Linked DNA regions of Mus musculus: all the other regions are linked to region 3. Evidence: chromatin loops called from intact Hi-C (ENCODE). Cell type or tissue: left cerebral cortex. All regions are shown on one strand.

What was found. Hi-C counts contacts between places; a loop is a spot of excess contacts. Peaks named below come from ENCODE experiments on the same cell type or tissue, not always from the same donor. Only the 100,000 strongest peaks of a DNase experiment are listed, where the experiment ranks them.
Region 1: it touches region 3 in a loop (4-fold over the local background); 29 of 42 quality-filtered maps call a loop at or near these places.
Region 2: it touches region 3 in a loop (2.3-fold over the local background); 21 of 42 quality-filtered maps call a loop at or near these places.

What each region holds. Positions count from the first base shown.
Region 1 is chr10:121,406,319-121,414,318 of GRCm38, reverse strand. Rassf3 (Ras association (RalGDS/AF-6) domain family member 3) reads left to right here. Exons shown (of 5, transcript NM_138956.3): 5 at 1,234-3,969. The coding sequence ends at 1,383. Among named protein-coding and RNA genes, the nearest start is that of Gns, 45 kb to the right of the region's middle. In left cerebral cortex, a CTCF peak has its summit at 4,508 (motif pointing left); a DNase peak (open chromatin) is centred at 4,415.
Region 2 is chr10:121,422,763-121,430,762 of GRCm38, reverse strand. All of the region lies in intron 1 of Rassf3 (Ras association (RalGDS/AF-6) domain family member 3), which reads left to right. Among named protein-coding and RNA genes, the nearest start is that of Rassf3, 49 kb to the left of the region's middle. In left cerebral cortex, CTCF peaks have their summits at 1,822 (motif pointing right) and 3,405 (motif pointing right); DNase peaks (open chromatin) are centred at 3,382, 6,298, 6,522, 7,082 and 5 more places; H3K4me3 peaks cover 203 bases; H3K27ac peaks cover 3,936 bases.
Region 3 is chr10:121,503,542-121,511,541 of GRCm38, reverse strand. It overlaps Gm46204 (a long non-coding RNA gene), which reads right to left and starts at 6,431. Exons shown (of 2, transcript XR_001779700.2): 1 at 6,125-6,431; 2 at 5,431-5,909. It overlaps Gm35696 (a long non-coding RNA gene), which reads right to left and starts at 1,429. Exons shown (of 3, transcript XR_872130.3): 1 at 917-1,429. In left cerebral cortex, a CTCF peak has its summit at 3,189 (motif pointing right); DNase peaks (open chromatin) are centred at 4,033, 4,604, 5,698, 6,204 and 1 more place; H3K4me3 peaks cover 1,074 bases; H3K27ac peaks cover 1,807 bases.

The DNA of each region.
Region 1 (8,000 bases), 97 kb after region 3:
GAACAGCTGGCCTGCTTTATTGCTTCAAGGAGGTGGGGGGCGGGGCAGCAAAGGAGAGAGATTTTGAATCACCCAAAGTGAACCCCTAGTTAGCTTACAGGTATGATTCTCTTAGAATATTATGTGGCCATGCGCTCTTCAGAGGTCAGAGGAAAGAATTCTTACTTACGCTCACACAGAGAGCAGTGTTCACCTCTTTGTCCCAGTTCCAGGGACTCTAATCCCAGCCTCACCTTCCCCATTATCTGCTGCTGAGAAAAGGCTCCCAAGAGCAAGGAAACCCAACAAGACGCGGGCCTGGCATCCCCTCCCCTCTACATCCAGTCAGATGACTCGGGACTTCTGTTTGCATGTGTCCTCTTCTCTCCAAGGACGACGTATTGGGGTGCCCATTGAAAACCATTTTTGGGCCGCCCTGTATATCCTCCGTCAGCGTTCAGCGATCCTGGTGCAAACTCTCCAGCCCAGGTCTCAGACTCAGGACGTGTGAGGTGTCCCGTGGAGCAGTTCTAAAGCTGAGAGAACAGGTTCTGCTCAATGGCCTAGTCAGGAGACCTGGGCCACGGATAGATAGATAGACAGACAGACAGATAGATAGATAGATAGATAGATAGATAGATAGGGACCCGGAGGCAGAGCCTCTGGTTATTCTAGCCTTCCACTCAGAAACGGTCTAGAGAGTGGTACTGAGCCTCTTTTTTGTTTTTGTTTTTGTTTTGAGGCAGGGTTTCTCTGTGTAGCCCTGGCTGTCCTGGAACTCACTCTGTAGACCAGGCTGGCCTCAAACTCAGAAATCCACCTGCCTCTGCCTCCCAAGTGCTGGGATTAAAGGTGTGCGCCACCACTGGCCAGCTTGAGGCTTTCTTAAAGTAGTTCTTATTCTCATTATTGTGTATGTGTGAGTGCATTTTGCGGGCATGTGTACCACAGCATACGTGTGGAGGACAACCTTTACATCTCAGGGGCATGTGTACCACATGCAGACGTGGGGAGCTGATTCTCTGTGGGGTTGACTAGGAGAGGAGGGAAGCCATAAAACCAATACTCAGGACTGTGAGGCAGGAGGATCGTGAGGTCAAGGCTAGACTGTACAACACAGCAAAACCTTGCCCTGGCGGTGGGAGGGGGGCCCACCCTCCCTTGGTTTCGGGGAGAACACTGAAGTGATCCTGTCTGCATTATTCCTGGATCCAGTCATGGCGTCTTCCTCTTTGTCCCTTTGTCCCCCGACAGTGGGAAGCTTTCAGCCTACCGGAGCTGCAGAACTTCCTGCGCATCTTGGACAAGGAAGAGGATGAGCAGCTGCAGAGCCTGAAGCGGCGCTACACAGCCTACAGGCAGAAGCTGGAGGAAGCCCTGGGCGAGGTGTGGAAGCCCGGCTAAGGCCGAGGGCTCTCCCTGCCCGGAAGGCACTGTTCTGGGACGCACAAGAGAGTCGCGTTGGTTGCCTCTCTTCTCAGAGAGCTGTCTTCGTGGCCCGGCCACTCTAGGGTCTTCCTCTTTTCTCTGTAGACACAGTTGTCAAAGCCTGGTCACGCAGCATCTTGCGCCTCACGAGGGACTGGCACAAGGGACTCCACAAGCTTGTTCTGTTTTGGCATGGCGATGTTACCTCTCGCAAGCTGTGAGCCTTTGGGCATCAGGCATCCCAGCGTGCTTGGAAGCATGAGCTCTGGGCTGAGGCCCCCTGTCTTCTACTAGTTACTTTAGTGACGTGATTCTGGTAACCTTCAGGATGCAAAGATGAGCTTTAAGGCTTCACTAAGCAACCGCTAAGACCGTGTTCTACGGTGAAACTACCTGCATGTTTTCATTCTCTGTTGGAGCAGCCCTACCCACCTGAACTGAAGGACACAGGAATTTAGGAACTCTGGGGGACTGGGAAAAGAGTTTGGAAGAGTTTTGACAAAGAAAGTAGAGAGCAAGTCGGGAAGGTAGAGGGAAGGTAAGGGCCCAGGGCTCGGGGAGGTAGTGTGGCTTCTAAGTTAGCGTTAGAGGAGAAAGGTGTATTTGTCTGTAAAAGAGCTAAAAGCATTCAGGGTCAATGTTGAGCTTGGTTAAAGATTGCTTAATTTGCTAGTGGTAAAATGTGGGGTCAGAGCCAAAGAGCCAGGAGCTAAGCCCAAAGGGATCCACAAACTGCAGCCGACCCGCAGTGGATTTAACCTTGACTGAGGTGGTCCACAGGTAGGTGTGCCTCAGCTGGACTTGACCTGTACATCTGTTCTGAGATCCACTGGTTCTGGACCCGCTGGTTCTGAGACCCGCTGGCGTGGAGCGGATGGCCTGGGGTTTAGCTTCTCTGTGTAGGTGGGGCCTGGCCATGTGCTGATCCCTGTTAATGTAGGTTCTCACCCCCACCCCCACCCCCACACATAGAGGTTGCTCTCTGAGTTAAAAAGGAGTTTGGGTAGGGGCAGCTGCTTCCCCTCAGCTGTTAGCTAGAAAGAAGATATAGCAAGGCCAGGGCTCACAGCACACTTTGTGACAATCACCCTCTTCCGTTTATTGCATCCTCCTTTCCTCTGCCCCTTTCCCCTGCTTCCCCCCTCCCCCGCCTCCCAGCCCCAATCACTCTTCAAAGTTGTTCTTACAAAGTAGAAGACAGGGATGTTGATTAAAGGCCGGGTCCTACTGCATCCTTGCCTCTTCAGAGACTTAACTAAGGGCCCCAAGGAAGGAAAGTCCACACCCAGCTGACTGCACAACAGTGTTAATTATGGAACTATTTTAACACAAGCGAGCATGTTCCTTCCAACCAAAGAGACGCATGTGCAATAGACAGGCGCAATGGCCTCACTTTCCACAGCAGCTTGCAAATCGGAGAGCCGAGGGAAGGGTGTTCCGATTCCGGAGGGGCCTTACGGTTGGTCTGCCTCTAGTCTAGATAGGTTTTGTTGTTTATAAATTCCCAAGGAATTGTTAACACGGTGACACCCGATGGAATCGTTTGGAAATTCCAAGGTGCCCCAGCTCTTAGCCTTTCTATGAACCGTGCCTTCTATCGAGAATCTGTCCCTTGGAGGTGGCCCTCCTGACTTGTCAGAGAATGTCGCCCTGTGGGAGGCAGATCCAAGTGTGGGTTATGCTAATGCAAGCTCCCTGGACAATCGGATCTTCTAAGCTATTAGAAAGAGTTGGGAAAAAAAAAAGTAGAGCTAGCTATAAAATATGAATGGCACATCTTGTTTAATTTTGCATGTGATTTCTTTTTTCGTGCATCAATGAGGTTTAGTGACATTGTCATCCGACACGCTGCCTTTGTTGTTCAGGGAATGCCTTCGTGGTTCTTGTACTGGTTTTACCATTGGGTTTGTGTATGCTGCCACCAGCCACCTGGTCTTCTGACTACTCCTCCCAGTGTGCCTAGCGTTTGTGAGGCATTGGTTTCTCTGATTAAGACACTGTTAGACGCTAAAGTAGCAGCTGATGGGTATCTGTGAATTTTTTTTTTTTTACTTGAAGTAGACTGTATGAAGCAGCTCCCTCCTCCGTATGCCTCCAAACCTCGCTCGATGGCGTGTGCACTTCACCTGAAGATCTGCCAGTCCGAGGTTCCTGAAGACCGATGTTCTCGCTCAAACACTGGTTACTACAGCAGCCGTTGTTTTAAAGCATAAAGGAAGAAAAAGCATAAAGGAAGCATAAAGCATAAGGGAAGAAAAGGAGCCCCAGAGGCCAAAGAGATATATATATATATATTTTAAACCGTTGTTCAGATTCTCCGGTAAAGCGAAAGCCAGCTTTGCTATAATGCTGTTTTCTCTTCGGAATGTGATGGTACAGGGATGGTGGTAAATGAAGGGTGGCGCAGGGAAGCTTTTAAATCTAAAGTGAAAAGCTATATTTATAATGTTGAGGACTTTAAGTTTTATTTTTATAGGGCAGATTTTTTTTTCTCCCCTGAAATTGTGTCTGGAATGGCAAAATTGTTCCTATTATTAAAAATTGAAGTTGTTAGTTGATAAATTTGTATGTCTTTATTTATGATAACATGCTACTATATGTGTAATATATATGTGTGTGTATTTTAGTCACAGTTTTGGAACAAGCTTTTTTTTTTAGAAGAACATTCCATAATTCAGTAATGTTTACAAAGATATGGTTTTGGCTTTGTGTTTTTCTGGAGAGGGGGCGCACACTTTCCCAAATGTCATTGTTCTTTGTTATTCTACCTCCATGTCTGCCTGTCCTGCACATTGAAATTGTTTTCCCTGTGAAAACAAATGTATGCCTTGGGAACCCATCAAAAACCACGCAAACACCAAAAGAGCTCTCGGGACACAGACTTCTCGTTCCTCCTGCCAGCAGAAGCAGGCCGTCCTCAGAGGCCCCGGTCCACCCCTGCCAGACTTGACTTGCCGGGTTTTACCTGCAAGAAGCCACCTCAACAGCAGGGCATGTTTGGTTTTAGATTCCTGCAACTGTTTGTACAAATGGGTTGGACAGGTTGTCTTGGATTCGTCTTCAAGGCTGCATAAGGTGTTCTCTCAGCCATGCTGCCCCCTGGAGGCCATGAGAGGAACAGCTTTTTTTGTTTTTGTTTGTTTGTTTTTTTTTGTTTTTTTTTTGCCAAACTCTTTCCAAAGATCCTGGGTAGGAGGCACTTCCACAGGACTCCCGGCTCCTTACTCCCTCCCCCAAGACAAAGCATAGAAATGTGAATTTCTCTTCACTGATGAAGGTCATGGAAGCAAATCTTCCTGACCTTTTGTCTTGGAGCTGGCCCTAAAGGAACCATCATCTTGTGAGACTGGAGAGGTGGCTCGGAGGTTGAATAGTGTTGGCTGCTTTTCCAGAACTGAAAAAGGTAAGTCCCCAAGCAACCAAACCTGGGTGCTCACAACCTTCTGCATGTGACTCAGTCTCTAGGGAGATCCCGGGTCTCTGGCCTCTGTGGGTACCAGCACTCAACGTGCCACACCCAAACACATGCTCATAATTAAAAATGAAAACGATTTAGAGAAAAGGAAATGCCCTTGGGTTGAGTTCTGTACTGGCTGGTTTTGTATGTCAACTTGACACAAGCTAGAGTTATCACAGAGAAAGGGGCCTTAGCTGGGGAAATGCCTCCATGAGATCCAGCTGTGGGGCATCTTCTCAATTAGTGATCAGTGGGAGAGGGCCCATTGTGGGCAGTACTATCCCTGGGCTGGTAGTCTTGGGTTCTATAATAAAGCAAGCTGAGCAAGCCAGGGGAAGCAAGCCAGAAAAGAACATCCCTCCATGGCCTCTGCATCAGCTCCTGCTTCCTAACCTGCTTGAGTTCCAGTCCTGACTTCCTTTGGTGATGAGCAGCAATGTGGAAAGTGTAAGCTGAATAAACCCTTTCCTCCCCAACTTGCTTCTTGGTCCTGATGTTTGTGCAGGAATAGAAACTCTTAGACAAGTTCCATCTCCGTCACTATGTCAATAGTAATGTTAATACAAATAACAGTAAATTATTTGAAGTGTAGCATAGGACTCCGTTTCAAAAGGGGTCCTGCCTCTTGGCTGTAAGAAAGCTAGGCGGCTGGCACACAGAGGAAGAGCAGCCTGGAGAGCCGCGCCCTGCTGGGCTGATTCTGCTTCACTGAATGCTTGTGTAGTGAAGGCTCCTTAGCGCTCCACAACCGCCCCATCCCCACTTAGAGAGCTTGGAGAGTAGAGCTCTTGCCCAGTGACTTTCTTCATCTGTATCTTTTGTAATAAGCCAGCTCATACAGGTGGGTATTTCCCAGCCTTCTGGGGGCTGTCCTAGTAAAATTAATCTGAGGAGGGGGCCAAGGGAGCCCAGATTTATAGCCATGTAACCCCGGACCTTGTTAGTGTCTAGTGTGTAGTGAGTTGGGGGGACTGGGCAGGCCCTCAGCCGTGGGTAGCACTACAAGAGGCCATCTTGCGGGTGTTCGCTGCAGGGTTCCTTGCTTGCTGGTGGGGAGTTCTCACAGTTTCGAGGCTCACACGATGGATCAGTGTTGTGAGTGTGTAACACACAAGAGGGACAGACTTCTGAGAGATTTGGAGAAGGGTAGAATACAAATGCTGCATTGGGGTGCTGTCAGGTAGTCCTAATTGGGTGTTTTGTTTTGCTGAAAGGGGAAACCTATATCTGGTACAACCTATATCAACATGTCAACTAGGTGCTAATCACGTACCAAGCCTTATTCAAAAGGCCGACAGTATAGTAACAGTAACTATCTACTTCTCAGTCAGTTAATGCGAATATTACACTCATAGTTGAGTCCCAAGGTGGGGTGTGAGTGATGGGCAAGCCTTTGACAGCCCAGCTTCTTGGTCATCTTGTTCTCAAGTTCCAAAGTGTTTAGAGCAAACACTACCTCCCCTCTGGGGGGCAGACAGGAAAGCAGGTTTGTGCTGGAAGAGGGGGGCCTTTCCACTCACTCAGTTACTGGTGAGCTTCAGTTATGGAAATGGTTGTATTAGGACCTGTGGGTCATGGCCCCTGTGGGAGTCGAATGGCTGTAAATATCTGCATATCAGATATTTACGTTATAACTCATAATAGTAGCAAAATTACAGTTATGAAGTAGCAACAAAATAATTTTGTGGATGGGGAGTGTACAGGCTAGTTTTGTGTCAACTTGACACAGCTGGAGTTATCACAGAGAAAGGAGCTTCAGTTGAGGAAATGCCTCCATGAGATCCAACTATAAGGCATTTTCTCAATTAGTGATCAAGGGGGAAAGGCCCCTTGTGGGTGGGACTATCTCTGGGCTGGTAGTCTTGGGTTCTATAAGAGAGCAGGCTGAGCAAGCCAGGTGAGGCAAGCCAGTAAAGAACATCCCTCCATGGCCTCTGAATCAGCTCTTGTTTCCTGACCTGCTTGAGTTCCAGTCCTGACTTCCTTGGTGATGAACAGCAGTATGGAAGTGTAAGCCGAATAAACCCTTTCCTCCCCAACTTGCTTCTTGGTCATGATGTTTGTGCAGGAATACAAACCCTGACTAAGACAAATTGGTACCAGCAGAGTGGGGTATTCCTGTGACAACCTGACCATGTTTTGGGGAGGGCTATGGAAGGACTTTGGAACTTTGGGCTTGAAGATCCATCCATTGTTAAGAGCTCTGTCAGATGTTGTGTAGGAGCTTGGAAGATAATGTTGAGAACACTGCAGAAGATGGAGGTTTGGTTTGTGAAATTTCAGAGGGAAAATTAAAGACTCTTTTCAGGGCCATTGCTGTTTTGATTGTGAAGATTGTGTAGTTCTGGTTAGCTGGGGCTGAAGAATCAGCTGTGATTAACAAGATACCAGAACTACTAAAGCAAAAACTTTGCATTACTGGGACTATTGATGCTGGTTAGCTGGAGCTAAGAAATTAGTGGTGATTAAGAAGAGACCAGCATCATTGAGGTGACATCTTCTGGGAAGTGTTTTCTGAAAGCACAAAGAGGCTGTGTTCCAGAGATGGCCAAGGTTGTACTCCTGCTGCAGCGGGACTTGGTAATATGTAAGGGTCACCCAGGTGGTACTGGTTTTGAAGGCATGAAGGGGTCACACAGAGCAGCTGAGGCTCGGCACTGTGAGAGGCCATGGAAGGTCATTGGTGAAGGTGCAATTGAAGGTCCAGGACTGAAGGGGTCATGCAGTGTTTTGGAGATGCCAGTACCATGAGATGACCACCAAGAGCAGCAGCAGCAGTGGAGTACAGGCATCTGGAGCCTAGAGGATGACGCGTGTGCTACAAAGGGCATGGCTGGAGAAGTGACCTAAGCCCTTGGAGGAGCCCAGAAGATCGTAAGTTGGATCCCAGAGATTGGACAGTTGTAGATTGATTTTTGCTTTTGATTGTGACTGTGCCCTGATATTTTCCCTCTTGAAGAAACTGTTTTAGTGGAGCCCACAGTTAAGAAACTTTTAATTGTAAAAAGACTTTGGATTTTAAAAGAGATGGATATTTTAAAGAGATTGAAATTTTAAGAATATGTAAAGACTGTGGGACTTTTAAAGTTATTTAGATCTTGGGGATGAATAAGAATGTAAGGGTTGAGGCTTACTA
Region 2 (8,000 bases), 81 kb after region 3:
TTGGACAGCATCCCCTGTGTGACCCTGAGGAACGAGTGTCCTTCATCCTGATACTCTGACTTTTAGAACATCCCTAAGTGCCTGTTTGAAACATTTAGTTTTGTTTGCTTGTTAGAGGACTCCGCCAAGGAGTTCCCAGGGCAGGAAATCGACAGTTTAGGTGAAAAGGTAGAAAAGACGAAATCCTTTACATCCTCATGGAAGGAGTCTGGCCTGAACGAGTGACATTCTTTGCAGTCCCTGGTCCACTGTTTCCTTAGCTTCCACAGTGCAGCATCCTGTGTCCTTGGGACCGTTTGCTCAGGCGATGCCACACGAGCTGACCCTCCCTTACTGTCTTCACCTACTTGCTGTCTGCTCTTTAGCGTGGAGAGAAGGGCAGCTTCCAAGGTGCACACCAGAGCTCTGACTTAGACTCTCCCCGGTGCACACTGTCCTTCAGTTAAAGCCACCTTTCCCCCCTTCCCTTCAACACCGGATCAGCCCAGCCCTCCCCTGTCTTTGCTGGCTGACCCTCTGGACAGTGGGGGAGGGGCAGCTGCTGACACCCCCACCCCCCACCCTGAGTGGAGGAAAGGTGGAGCCGGCTTCCTCCGGGCTTTCAGCTTCCTGTGCACACCGCTGTAGGAGGAAAAGGAGAGGGAGGGTGGGTGAGAGAGACCTCTGCCTAGAAGAGCCTCCCCCTGCAAAGAGACAGTGAAAATTACAGACAAACACTAATAAAAACAAAAATACAGACAGCCACCCTTCCCGGGGCAGCTGCAGGGCAGCCTGTGTTTATAAATTGGCCAATTGTGTGACGTTAGGAACCAACTATTAATTTTGGCAGTGTGTGTGTGTGTGTGTGCGTGCATGTATGACAATATTTCTGTCTATGAATATGTGTGCCTGTTGTGTGCATATGTATTTGTGTGTGTCCATGCGTGCGTACTTGTGAGTGTGAGTGTGTGTGCGTGTTTTCACAGACCTCAGAGCTGTGGTTTGCTGTCTCTGGCAGCTCATTTCTGCTCTCTGTACGAGCAGCTGGCTATTAGCCTTGCCTAGCTGGTGCCTCTGTTTATTTTGGGGGGCAGTCGGCACATGAAAGTGGAACTCAGTTTTACTGGTAAAGTGCTCAGTTGTCTTATGATTATTTTTGTTTCCAAGGCTATTTATTTTTTATACATGAACGGCCACTTAACAGCCCCAGACTTCACTTTTTTTCTTCTCTGATTCAGCCAACCAGACTCTGAAGAAGGCTTTTGAAATGTTTGTAATTCTTATATAGTTTTTCTTCACGGAAAAAGAGAAGTGTGTGTGTGTGTGTGTGTGTGTGTGTGTCTATTCCAGACCTCCCCAGATGAAGGGCAAACTCTGTTAGTTAGCATTTTGGCATGCTTCCATATATGGGCACTTCTTTATTAGGTCTCCCAGGCTGGCCTGAAACTTGCTGAGTAGCCAAGGATAACACAGAACCTGACCCTCTCCTGGCTGTGCTCTGAGTGCTGGGATTGAAGGCGTGACCACCACATCCTGTTTATGGGTTTCCAGGGATTGAACCCAGGACTCTCTGCAGGACTTCCTGCATGCTAGGCAGGCACCCTGTCCACTGTGCTGGCTCCCCCTCCCCTTCCCCCCTCCCTTGTGTTTGTACTTGGTAGAACAGTAGAATGTCTGGCTTTTCTTTTCATGCAGAGACTCTTCCATGAGCTATATTGTACTTCAAAGGACATGATCCTAGTCCCATGGTCCTCCTCAGCTCCCAGTACTTGAAACGGTTTTCCAATTTTCTTTTTTGTTTTCTTTTTTTAAGATTTATTTACTTTATGCATGTGAGCACACTGTAGCTGTCTTCAGACACACCAGAAGAGGGCATCAGATCTCATTACAGATGGTTGTGAGCCACCATGTGGTTGCTAGGAATTGAACTCAGGACCTCTGTAAGAGCAGTCGGTGCTCTTAACCGCTGAGCCATCTCTCCAGCTCAGGTTTTCCAATTTTCGAATGAACTCTTTGGTCATGGCTAGGTAGGAATTCTCTATTTGCCAAGTATAGCATCATCGCCCACTCCGATTACCACACACTTAAATTAACTGAGTGCTTCTCTGGCAAAGTAACCCGGCCTCCACCGCTTAGCGTGTTCTCCGTCAGAGTGTGAAGGGTATGAGGTAGTGCCTGGGCAGTAACTGTGACAAGATTGAGCAGGCAGAGCTCCCCAGCCCGCCCTGGAGTTGGGTGGGGGTGGCTACCTCGGCTTGAGAGGTTGTAGAAGAAAAGCTTTTAGGAAGAAGACAGAATAAGGCTGAGGAATGGAGACACCTCCTACCTTAGTGTGGAATGGAGATGTCCTTATTCTGAGTCCTTGCTGTAGGCGGTGCCAGAGCTCTCTAAGGCAGTAAGTGGTGGGCTAGCTCACTCGGCTGGGTTCACTAGACACTCATGAGTCTCTCTGTGAACAGCTATCTCTCCTGTCATCCCACCCTCCTGGTCCAGCCAGCCTGTGTTCTGACACACTCTGGGTAGCCTATACCTCTGGATCCTTCCTGCTTTCTCCTCCCACAGAGCAGGAGGCAGGAAGAACAACAGGGAGCTCCCACTGCAGGGCTGGCTCCTGGGTTTTCTTGGCTCTCAGAGTGTGCAATCCGACCCTGTTGGCAAGGAGAAGATAATTCCTAGGGCTGCAAAGCCATTTTTGGAGACACCAAGGCACAGCGGCTTGCAGGCATCCTCCGTGGCCCTCGTTCTGGGGACGGCGGTGTCCTTCTGAGATACGGGCCATCAAGGGATTGCAAGCACCTTCATTGTGTCTTGCTCTTGGCAGAAGGAGTCAGTATTATTCGAGCCATGCCTTTTAAGGGCTAGGAACCAGCTTATCAAAAGAGCCATCTTGGAGGCGGTGAGGGGTACTCCAAGGGGAACGTTCTGACAAGGGATGGCTGGACTGGATCAATGGGAACTAGTGATAGAAACAGTTTAACCTAAACCTCCTGTGGGCTTTTCAGACTGTCACATTTGTGTAAAAGCAAGCTGGTACGGTGGTAAGTCTTAGGATCTGCTAGGCCCTGGGTTCACCTGTAGCGTGACTCATTCCTTTTGGTGCTGTGGACCTGGGGTGTATGAGATCAAGCAAGCACTAAGATGCTTAGGTTAGCGTGTTAGCGAGGCTGCACAGGGGAGGAATCAGAGCTATGTAAATCCAAGCCATAGTGGTGTTCAGTGTGACCTCTTGGACACCATCTTCCTGACGTTCTGGCATTTATAGTTTTGTTCCCTGAAAACTCAGAGTCTATGCTGGAGTAAACCTCCTTTTCTATGGCGGTAACTTACACTTGTAACAGGAAGAGGAAAGACAACACAATCCTTCCCACAGACCTGTTTCAGATCATTTTACTTTCAGTCTCCCTGTGCACAGTGTGCATGCAGTGCCTGCGGAGGCCAGAAGAGGGCGTCAGGTTCCCCCTGGAACTGGAGTTACAGGTGGTTGTGAGCCCTCATGTGGGTGGTTGGGTTAAGAGAAGCCACTTAACCACTGAACTGCCTCTCTAGCCCCCAATTTCTGATACACACACACACACACACACACACACACACACACACACACACACACACCGGTGCTGAGGACCGAATCCAGGGCCTTGTGCTTGCTACCACTGAGCTAAATCCCCAAACTCCCAATTTCTGATTCTACTAAGACTTTTTTTTTTTGTTGTTGTCTTTAAATTAGGTGTCACCTGGCAAAGTAGCCAGAGTTTTGTTTGCCCATCTCTGCCCTTGACTGACTTTTAGATCCTGCTGGTGGTGGAGCCACCTGCAGGGTTTCTCAGCAGGTCCCCACCAGCTTCCAGATTCCAGCATTCCTTTCTGGCTGGTCTCCAAACGAGCCTGTTCGATTTCCTTTCTCCGGAACCCTGGCCTGACCACAGAGTTTCAAAAGGTTGCATGGCAGCTGTGGCAGTATGAGATCTTACCTCCAGACTCTGGCCCTGTGAAGATTTCCAGTGTCCCTGGGCTGACCTGAGATGGGAGAGGGAGAAGACCCCTGAGCCCTGGTAGTAATTGCCCTTTGCTGATGGCGTGTGACCATTGGATGGCTCCAGGGTCTTCCTCCAGATTGCACCAATGAGATGCTTAATCTGCTAGAATCTGGGGCAGCAGGTCTGTTCCTTTTTTTTTTTTTTTTTTTTTTTTTTTTTTTTTTTTTTTTTTTTTTTGCCTCTCTCTTCCTTCCTAGCTTCCAGGCACCTTCTTATTCTTATTTTTCTCAGTTAACTTTTCTCATCTCCAGCACACTTGCTTTGTAGTGCTTGATTAGTTAGGGGAACGTTGCAGGCTGCTAGAATGGAGCTTTAGATGATGTAGGGGGACAGAGGCCATAGTTCAGGGCCATTGTTAATCAAGAAGCAGGGGCCCTTGAGTTGACGTTCTCATAAAGACTTCTGGCTCTGGGGAAGCCTGCGCTGGCCTCTGCCCAAGTGCCACCTCACCTGCCACCTCGTTCTTTTTTTTTTTCTTTTCGAGACAGGGTTTCTCTGTGTAGCCCTGGCTGTCCTGGAACTCCTTTTGTAGATCAGGCTGGCCTCGAACTCAGAAATCTGCCTGCCTTTGCCTCCCAAGTGCTGGGATTAAAGGCGTGTGCCACCACGCCTGGCTTGCCACATTCTTTTGCTAGTTGCCCAGGCAGATTAGCCACATTTGTGTGTACCTGGCCTCTCTCTTACTTTGTTCACCCAAAAAAAACCAAGAACCAAATTAAGCCAGCTATGAGTTGTGTCACCATTCAGAAATGAATAGCATCGTAGTTGACTCCCTTTGAAAACGTTTCAACCTGCGATGTCTGAGGCTGAGTGTAATCTGGTATTCTTTAGGGTCAGGACCTCAGACTGGTTCACTCCTGGAGAGTCGGGGCCACCTCCAAGTTTGTTTTCTGGCTCCAAACAACTGAGTGGCTGTTTGCCGACTGGCACGCGACCCGGTTTTAAAAGCACAACCATATAGGGTAGCGGTGGAGTGGTAAGCAGGGCTTTAAAGAGTGAGCTCATGGAAGGACCAGATGAAGCTCTTTCAATGTGCATCGCAGCTGCAGTTAATCTTATTAACGGGTTGGGCCTGGGTGTGCCAGGGTAGTTACGGGGTATACTTTGAAGGGCTCTTGGTTTTTGATGTGGATGGATAGCAGAAGCGTATAAAACATGGCGTCTGATACTGTAAAGCTCTCATATGCCTTTGCAGATTCATTAGGTTTTGAGAACTGAGCAAGAACATCACATTGGTTGATAAGACACGCAAGAGGCTAGAGAGGTTGCAAATGCAGACTCCAGCCAGGCTTCAGGACCCAGTCTGTTGAATAGGTCTCCTGTTCAGGACCCAGCTAGTTTGAACACAGCACTCTCCCGGTAGAAGGTTTAAGGACACAGTAGGGTGGCTGAGAAGCCCAAGGGTGTCATGGGTGCTGAACCTGGCTGTGTGTGGTGCGGGCCACACCTATGGGCTGCTGTTGGTGGGGATGGCTTCCGTTGTGGGCTGGGCCTTGAGGAGGGGAGTTGGCTTGCGGACTGCTGGGGACCACCAGGTGGCACCTGGAAAGGGTGGTGACAGGCTGACAGTGGGAGGCTGTGTTGAAGTTCTGAGCATACTGCTTGTAAGGGGAGATTGCTGCAGACCCCAGTCTCGGACAGTAGCTGCTGTTTTATTTTTGTAGTATGTTTAGATTTAACTTTCATTTGTTTGATTGTTTTCTGTTTTGTCTTGTTTTGTTTTCAAAACAGGGTTTTCCTGTGTAGTCCTGGTTATCCTGGAACTCAATCTGTAGAGCAGGCTGTCCTGGAACTCAAAAGATCTGCCTGCCTCTGCCTCCTGAGTGCTGGGATTTAAGGCCTGTGCCACCTCCTGGCATTAACAAATATATTAACACACACACACACACACACACACACACATATATATATATACATATATATATATATATATATGTATATATGTATATATGATAGTCTAAAGTACCTACCTTTGTCCTCTGGTGTCATTTTGATTGTTAATAAGTAACCTTGGGGACAAAGGATGCTTTAAATTACCAAGTTTGACTGATGTATCTTGGGTGTACTAGTAACACCACCCCCTACACCCCTCCCAGGATACAGACTAAGTGAACGGTTAATAAGACACTAGACCTATAACACACCATCATCAGACTGAAGGTGGTGAATGGCAAACTGGAAGGCAGCTGCATGATAAAGGGAAGAAAAAAATCTGTTCCTGCATAAAGTGCTGGCTGGGTCACAATTACTCAGCACCACGTTCACAGCATTGCGGAAAGCCTCTTCTTTGCTGGGTGCTCTTACTGATGCCTTAGCTGCAGGGCTTCCTAGAGCCTGTAGCATTCTAAAGGCCACGCACATTTTTATTGGGATGATGATGTGAGGGGCAGTGTTTGAGGTACAAGAGGTGTGTGTGCCCTGTCTATCACAGGACCAATGCTCTGAGGGAGACACAGCTCCCTTGACTTCTCTGGCACCCACACTTCCATCTGCTCCCAGTTTTCCATTTGCCTTTCTGCCTGAGGCAGCGGTGGGTCGTCTGTTGCTACAGGGATGACTGGGTGGGGGTTGACCAGGAGAGTGCACGCTGAGTATCTTCTGGCTACATAGGAGGGTTGCCTGCCTACCAGCTGAATTCAGGCAAGATAGACTCCCTAATCCTCACGGGACTGGAAATGGAGTGCCAGCTCTCCGAATCTTGCCAGCTAAAGAAGTCTTCCCCCATCTGGCAGGACAACAATCTCAACAGCCCAGTGGCCAGTCAAGATCAACATGCCAGGACCACACACCAAGAGAAGCACAGAATCTCTCTGGACTTGGCACCTGCGGGTTTGCACACATGACTGCGCTTTGGAGGCCACAGAGCCATCTTGAGCATCACGGGTGCTGCCTTACAGTCTCCCCTCAGTACTGTTGTGTGAGCCCCAGCCGGGGTTTTCACTCTAGCTTCTGTTACATTGTTTCCTGTTACATTGTTTCCCGTTACATTGTCTCTTGGTGCTTTTTGCCTCTCATCCTTTGTTGGCACCAGCGAGTTGCTTTCTACATTTGTGCTGTCCAGTGGAGCAATTAAAAGACGCTTGCAATTAGTTTCCTCATTTCACGCTTCGAAGCCTCATGTGACTCCTGCCTGCTGTAGGCTCACACACACAGCATGGCTGCTGGAAAGGCGGCTGGGTAGTTATGGTACGGATGGAAAAGCTGACCCTTGAAAAGACTTGTAGTGTCTGTCTCCTTCAGTATCTTAGTCAGGAGTGTTGGAGTGTTAGACAGGCAGCCAAGGTAAATACAGATCTGTCCCCCTCCAGCCCTCCTTACGGATATTCACAGGAGTTAAGCAAGACAGGCTTCTGGTCCAGAGGGCCCTCTTAGAACCTTGCAGCTTTGGCTCTGTCTGACAGCCCATTCTGCATTCAGCCCATCCCAGGGTCTCTCTCCGGTTTGCATACCCAAAAGACTTCCCACCAAAGTTGTCTGCTGCTTGTTCTATTTTAGAACTCAGTTTAGGAGCGTGTACATGCGTGCTTTCAGTCAACTTGGAATCAGTCGTATGAGGCATGCCTATAACCCAAGTACTAGATGTGGAGGCAGGGGGATACCCACAGTCACATGCATAACAAGTCTGCAGCCAGCCTGGGATACAAGAGATCCTATCTCAAAACAAAACAAAAACCTTTTCCCCATTCCCTAGGAAAACAATAATCTTTTGCTTGTTTGGAGACAGGGTTTCTCTTTGTTCTCTATGTGCCATTGTAGACTAGGCTGGCCTCGAACTCACAGAGAATCCACCCACTGCTTTTGGGGGAGGACTTTTTTTTTTTTTTAAACAAAACAAAACAAAACAAAACATGTCAGCCCTGCCCCTGCTTGCTCTGCCTCTGGTGAACTTGGTTTTTGTTTTTGATTTTGTTTTTTTGGTTTTTTTTGTTTTGTTTTGTTTTGTTTTTGTTTTTCAAGGGTGGGGATTGAGACAGGGTCTCTCTCTCT
Region 3 (8,000 bases):
CATTTCCTTATTTATACTATCAACCTATGATTTTGGAGATTAAACTCAACCATCAGCTGTGGTGGGGGGGGGGGCAGGCATCCTGGAACTCCATATCCAGAATATAGATGAAGAAAGCTTTTCTAAGAATGTTCAGCATCCTAGACATTCCTGCCTTTTCCTCCGCGGAATGTGAACCATTTTTGGGTTTTGCCATTTAATCCATTTGCATGGCACTGTGGCAAAGCATCTAAGGAACACTGTCCGAAGCAAAACTCACTGGATGCAAGGCCAGTGGCCTCAAAACTTGAGGTCCAATAGAGCCTGCCACCTAGCAGGCACCCAGTAAGTCAGACTCTCGGGGTCCTGAATGGGACCGAAGGACCCCGAGCCCCGCCGGTGGCTTAGTCACGACACTTATTGCTATAACTATCAGAAGTACAGGTGGAAAGGGCGCCAAGTCAGCAATGAATACAATCTCAATTAGCCACATCCAGAGTTCTAAAAACGGATATGAATAACACTCCAGAAGTTTCTCAGGCAGAGGCAAGGAGAGCATTGGCTAATGTGTGAAAGGCTCACGGTTATAAATAAAGTCCAGGGTCGGTCACAATGGGCCACTCCTTTAATCCCACCACTCAGGAGGCAGAGGCAGGCCAGCCTGGTCTACTTAGTGAGTTCCAGGACAGCCAGTGCTTTATAGTGAAACCCTGTCTCAAAAACAAATAAGTAAGTACATTTCAACTGGTTAGGGTGCTTGCTATAAGCCTAACAACGAACGATTCAATACTTAAGATCCGCATGGTGCGACTAGAACTCCCACAGGTTTGTCCTCTGACCTCCACTCTAGCACAAAAACATACACATAAAATAAACAAACACACACACACTCAAACGCAATTTTAAAGAGTTTTAAGGATAAAGCCCAGATACTCACTTGTGCACAAGGCGTCTGACACGGAAGGTGCAGTGCATGCTGGTCCCTATCTCCGGTGTTGCTAAACTCTCCTGATAGCGGAGACCATGTTTATCGCGTTGCCAGGTGGGGACCACGGGCAAAAGGCAGTTGTTGGAGTGCTTAGGTCCACATTAAGCGCAGCTTCATAGGCGTGGCTGGGGCACAGGCTGCAGCGGCTGAGGTCGGATAATTGATTCTCTCCCCACCGCCTGAAGCCTCAAGGCAGCAGCTGGGGCTTGCAACTGTTGGGCAGATGGATTTCAAAGAGGCCTGGAGAGAGGAGACCTGTTGTAGAAGTACTGCTCAGAGACAGACGCCTGGTGACGTCAGTAATTCCCCGCAGGCGGAACCCGAGTGACCTCTGACTTGAACCTTAGAGAGTGATTCTTGGCTCTGCCTTTATCAGCTGGGACTGGATAAGGGCAGATACAGAGATGTGGCTAGAAGGTCCTGCTGGTGACCCCACGCCACCGTTTCCTGTGTGGAGAAGCAGGATTCACCATCCCTAACTCTGCATTGCCTCCCCCAGCCTCCCTTTTTTGGGGGGGTCAGATAACAGCCCTTACTTCCTATATCCTCCATGCCCAGGGATCACTCTGGGCATCACACGCTGAGCACAGCTATGGAATCTCCCCATGCTGTAACATGACAGGACCCTTGACCCCGCCTCCCCGTCCCCGTCCCAGTCCCCGCCCCTGCTCAGGCCCATGAGCCACCTCCTACACAGTAGGCTTTGAGACTTCTCTGAAATAGTTAACAAACCCTGAATAGTACCCAGCCTCTGGTCTTGCAGCTGTGAAATCACATTCCTAGACAGGGTCTCAGTCATTTTCTATAGCAGATTATCTGAGACAAGATAATTTCTAAAGAAAAGAAGTTTAACTCTTGAATCAAGATGTTGGAAGGGCAAACCCGGGTATCCATATCTGTTGTGGGTGTCAGGCTGTGTCACACAATAGAAAGCAGACACTGCTACTATGAGGGATTAATCTCCTGACTCGGGAACTCAGGGCAGATTAAGTCACAGCTCGGACTGAGAGTCCTTGGTGGCACTGCTGGCTTAGGAGATGGGTGTCCATAGGGGAAACCCTTCAGAGGCTGGCATGGAGGGCTTCCCTCTTCCCTCCTGCCCTACTGAACACCAGGAGGACAAGATGGCAGCCCCTGTTCTAATTCAGGAGACTTCTGTGAGACAGTCACTATGTAGAGCCCCTTGCCTTTTCTCTCAGACCTTTGTATGAGTGTACACAGGGGTGTGTAGATACCAGTGTCTCTGTCTGTCCCAAATATGGGGGAGGGATGTAAAATAGGTATTATATAAATATGCCTTTTTTTTTTAAGACAGGGTCTCTCAATGTAGTCCTAGCTATTTTGGAGCTTGCTATGTAGATCATGCTGGCCTCAAACTCACAGAGATCCACCTGCCTTAGCCTCCTAAGTGCTGGGATCAAAGGCATGTGTCACCACACCAGGTGAAATTTGACATTTTTAACTACCTGCTGGCTTTTCTTTTCTCTATTACCTCAGAGGGCCCCGTGTCTGGGATTGAAGCATTCACAAGCACTCAAAGTGACACAGGACCACAGCTTGGTGAGGTTTGGCCTTATCTCTTGCCTGCCTCCCCACAGCCCCCCAGAACAGGAGCAGTGAACACTCTTCTTGTCCACTTAGGGTCCCCCTCTTCCTTCTACAGCAGCAGGGTTAACTAGGAAGTCTCAGGATGAGCTAGGGTGAGAATGAGTGAGGCCTAAGATTCGCTTCCAGAGCAGATTTTTGCTAAGGCAAGGTTGTGCCCGCTGGAATGTCCAGTGACCCAGACGTATAATTGTATACAAAACTGCAGCTTCTCTCAACCTCTAAGCCTCCAGTGTTCTTTGGAGCCAAGCTCTTTGCAAAGGTGCAGCAAGACTCCCTCTCTGGCAGACAGGCCTGCCCTGGAAGCCCAGCTGGCTGCCACAGCACAGGTTGGGTTTTAGCCTCTGCTTGGTCTCCAGCCTGCTGCTTTGTGCAGTGTACTAACAGTGGCACTGTCCCTTTCCCATGTGGCCACTGAGGATCGCCTCCAACATCACGGCCTCTTCCTCCCTTCTCTATCCATCATCACCCTCGAGGCATAGGTTTGGTGTGTGTGTGTGTGTGTGTGTGTGTGTGTGTGTGTGTCTCAGAGTGGCCAGAAATAATTTTTTTTTAATCTTTTAAAGACCATTTTATTTTATTTATATGTGTACACTGTTGCTGTCCTCAGACACTCCAGAAGAGGGCATCATCGGATCCCATTACAGATGGTTGTGAGCCACTATGTGGTTGCTGGGATTTGAACTCAGGACCTTTGGAAGAACAGTCAGTGCTCTTAACCGCTGAGACATCTCTCCAGCCCCAGTTTGAGACATTTTTATTGCACTGCACCTGTGTGTGTGTTACATACATCTGCATGTATGTGTGTATGTCATGACACGAGAGAGGTTAGGGGACAACTTGTGAGGGTCGGTTTTCCCTTCCATGTAGGTCCCAGGCACTGATCTCTGAATGTCAGCCTTGGCCACAAGTGCCTTTACTCGCTGAGCCACGTTGCCAATGTTACATTAAAAACTCAGGGTCTTGGGCAGGCCAGGTGGCTCAGTGGGTGAAGGGGTTTGCTGCCAAGTCTTACCAACTGAGTTTGATCTCTGGGACACACGTGGTGAAAGCAAAGAACTGACTTCCTACAAGTTGTCCTCTGACCTCTATACCCACACCCACATACACATGTACGAGTGCGTAGCTGGGCGGTGGTGGCACACGCCTTTAATCCCAGCACTTGGGAGGCAGAGGCGGGCGGATTTCTGAGTTCGAGGCTAGCCTGGTCTACAAAGTGAGTTCCAGGACAGCCAGGGCTATACAGAGAAACCCGTCTTGAAAAACCAAAAACCAAAAACCAAAACCAAAACCAAGTGCGTGCACACACTCGAATAAATGCATACATTTAAATTTAAAAGCCATTTAAAATCACGGCTCCCCGCATACCACATTTGCCTTCCTTCTGCCTACACCTGGGGCTCTGACTCTCGGCAGCTGCTCTGGCTCCGCCCTCAGATCTGACCCCGCCCTCAGCTCTGGCTCCGCCCTCAGCTGCTTCTGGTTAGGCTTTGGCTCTCTCTGACTTGGGCCTACCTCGTGCACTCTGTGGGGGCGGATAGCTTTCTGGACTTAATCTTTTCTTTGAAACCAAAACCCCCAGCAGAGACTTCATCTTTACAGATGGCTGGTTTAGATGGACGGAGCTAATGATACACATTGCTTCCCTTGAAAGGCTCGTTCGGTGTTAGCCTAAAACTGATGTTCGGTGGCTGTCCAAGTGGGACGACAGCTGTTTGGGCTCAAGCCTGTCTCCGTTGTATTTCTCATCTGGGAATGATGATATTATCAAGGGACGAATAAGGCTGAACTCAACACCACTCTTGACCTCATTTCTGATTTATGGATTCTTCCTGCGACCATGCGATCGGGAGAGAAGGCGGGTCTCTGAAATGGGTTTTGAATTTTAATATCTTCTCATACTGACCTCTTTCTTTGTCAAGCCACAGCTCGTGTAGCTGGCGTAACTTGCTGACTAGAAACTAGAAACACACTTTTCTCCAGCAGGCAGAAACAAAGGGGAAATTTGTCTTTCAGAGAGCTGCTTAGCGGCCTGCCCCCGCCCCCACCACTCCCCATGTGTAGGAACAGCTTGCAGGAAAGGCGACCCGGCCTCTGACTGTGCGCCAGTTGTGGCTTTGCTCACGGGGTTCTTGTGTGGCACAGAACAAGCAAGCCTCCTGTCCTCTCAGCGAGGTTCGTCACAACCACGTGAAGTGCGCTCTTCTGCCTCAGAGGAAAAACTGGAAATGACCCTTAACCCCTAGGTCCCTAGTCATCCGGCCACCGAGGGGCCAGAAAGGATTTAGTGCCTGGGAACTCAGTTTATTCAGTTGGTAGAGTACTTGCCTAGCATCTGCAGAGCCCTTGGCTTCATCCTTAGCACGACATAAGCGGAGCTGAGGGTCACAGGTAAGGCACACCTGTGATCCCTGCTGTCTGGAGGAAGCGATCAGAAGTCCAAGGTCATCTTCAGCTGCATAGAAAGTAAGGGGCCAGGTTAGACCTGAGACCCTTTCAAAAATAATTTTTTACTTGTTTAGAAAACATCATTAGAAGTATTTTTGCGCCGGGCAGTGATGGCGCACGCCTTTAATCCCAGCACTTGGCAGAAGCAGGCAGATTTCTGAGTTCGAGGCCAGCCTGGTCTACAGAGTGAGTTCCAGGACAGCCAGGGCTATACAGAGAAACCCTGTGTCGAAAAAACTAAAACAAAACAACAACAACAACAAAAAGTATATTTGCTTTGAACTCTGCCCGGATTTCAACTCTTTAGAAACAGATCATACACTTTCAAAAAAAAAAAAAAAAAACCACATTGATGTCATCTGGAAGCATTTTCCTACACATGTAAATATTTATCCCCCATGAGACTTTCGAACTGCAGAATAGTTTATACCCGTGTGTCCCCTCTGGAGGTTAATCACAGCTTAGGGGGACACTAGGAGGGGTCCCTTACTATTTACCAAACGAGTAAGAGGATCAAGTTGAATAGCATCACTAGGAAGCCTGCACGGGAATGGAAAAGCAAGGTGGCTGTGAAGTAGACAGAATTGGAACGCTGGCCTTCTGGATTTCATCCACAATGGAAGGAAGTGTCCCTGGAGATGTCCCTAAAACAACGGTGTGCAGCTGGGAGGCAGCTTGGCTAGCCGAGTGCCTGCGGAGCGCACAAGAAGCCCTCGGGTTCCACGCCCAACATTGGAGGAGATAGATATGGTGGCTCAAGCCAGCAATCCTAGCACCGGGGTGTGCGGGTGGGTGGGGGTGGAGTGTGTGTGTGGATAAATAGGATCAGGAGTTCATGATCTCTCTTGGTGCCGCGGGAGTTCAAGGACAGCCGGGGACTCTTGAGACACTGTTTCGAAAAGAAAAGAAAGAAAAATTTAAAAACCCTTTCTCTAAGCCTCAGCCTGCTCTGCCCTACATAATGGCCGTGCCGCGGGCCCTGGACAAAAGCTAGGGACAGTCAGCCTTCACAATCAGGATTTAAGAGGCCGCTTGGCAACAGGAAATGAAAACAGTCCCCTCTACCCCATGCCCCTGGAGCAAGCCAGGAAGCTTCATGGTCACCTGGCAACGCAGAGGACGTGTAAGCGGCAGTCAGCTCTGAATGGCTGGGCTGGGCTTCCGGGCAAATGGTTTCCTGCTCACTCAGCTCTCTCTGCCGCACTTTTTCTTTAAGACACCTGTGTTTTTTGGCTGTCAGGCGAGGGGGCCATGCCAAGCTTTCTGGCAGCGGTCTCTGCGCTGGCAATGATGTCACATCAATCATTCCCAGTAATTAACTCCTATCGCAGTTCTGTGGGAGAGATCCTAGCGGCTTTCTCTGCCTTCCTCGCCCCCACCTTGTGTCTCTATGGTGTCTCTCCCGGTCCCCCCACCCCCACCCCATCCGCATTCCCGTGGGCTCGGGCATGCCCAGTTATATATAAATCCAAACCTGGGGTCAGGACAGCGAGGGCAAGTGACGATTTTATTTATTTATTTACTTCTTATTTATCGCCCGCAACTAAGGCTAGACCCCGCGCCTCCAGGACAAGCAGTGATTTTTGAAGTTTTGCTGATGCCAGATTCAATGGCTGTATTGTTTTTGAGAGACGGAGGGCAAAGATTCTTCCACCCAGCCCAGAAGTCACAGGGCCATTTGTAAATTCTCCTTCCTTTGGGTTAAGTTCTGTGGTAATTTCCCCTCAACTCTGCCTTTGTAGCAAAGACTATAGTTGATAGTCATAGATTTGAGTTTATGGTTATTTATTTGATGTTTTCTTCCCTTTGGAGTACATTATGGGCTGGTTTGAGTCATATTTTGAGGCCCCAACCCTTTATATCAATGGTCTCAACCTTCCTAGTACTGTGACCCTTTAATGCAGTTCTTCATGTGGTGGTGACCCCCAACCATAAAATTATTTGTATTGCTACTTCATAACTGTAATTCTAACATTATTATGAATTGAAACGTGTGTGTGTGTGTGTGCGTGCAAGTGCATGCGTGTGTGTTCTGATGGTCTTAGGTGACCCCTGTGGAAGGGTCTTCCCCCCGGCAAAGTGGTCACCACTCACAGGTTGAGAATGGCTGCCCTATGTGACACTAGAGCATATAGCAAGCAATTAAGGTTAATGAAGTCATGGGAACAGACCACCTCACGATGGCACAAGGATTGCTGGGAACCAAGTGGCAGGAGTTATGTTTAACATTCGTGGGCCCTAAGTTTGATCGCTGGCACCAAAATAAAATTAAAGAGAACTGGACATCCCTCTAGCCCCCTTCTCCTCTCACCCCCTTCTCTCCCTTCCTCCCCCCTCCCAACCCCTCCTCCCTCACTCCCTCCCCCACATGTGTAGGTATCTAATCCTTGCCAGGACCCAAGAAGGCTGGTTCTTTTGTCTTAGACTTCCAGACACAAGAAATTTGAGAAAATGGGTTTTTTGTTTTTTTGTTTTTTCTAGTTCTTGGAGACAGGGTTTTTCTGTGTAGCCCTGGCTGTCCTGAACTTACTCTGTAGACCAGGCTGGCCTAGAACTCAGAGATCTTCCTGCCTCTGCCTCCCCAGTGCTGGGATTAAAGGCCTGTGCCACCACCTCCGGGATGAGAAAATGGATTTCTGATGTTTGAGTCATTCAGTTTGTGGTGCTTTCTTAACACCCCAAGCTGACTGCTGTAGCCTAGAAGCTTTCTGAGAGGGCAAACCTAACAGTTTGCCTACCGCTGAATCCCAGTATCACACACAGAGCCTGGCCTATAGTCAAGGTCTCATAAATATTCATCAAGCAAAAAGCCCTTAAATGAATGTCTAAATGGAGCTTGAAAGAGCCATGGGGCTATGCCCCTAACGAATGATGGAGAAGAGGTTAAGTTATGCCCAATATACCCAAGTCTGTGAGATGTATCTTTCTGTTTTGTATCTTAAGGAGAGCTGCTGTTCATTGAGTGCTTGCTAATGTTTCC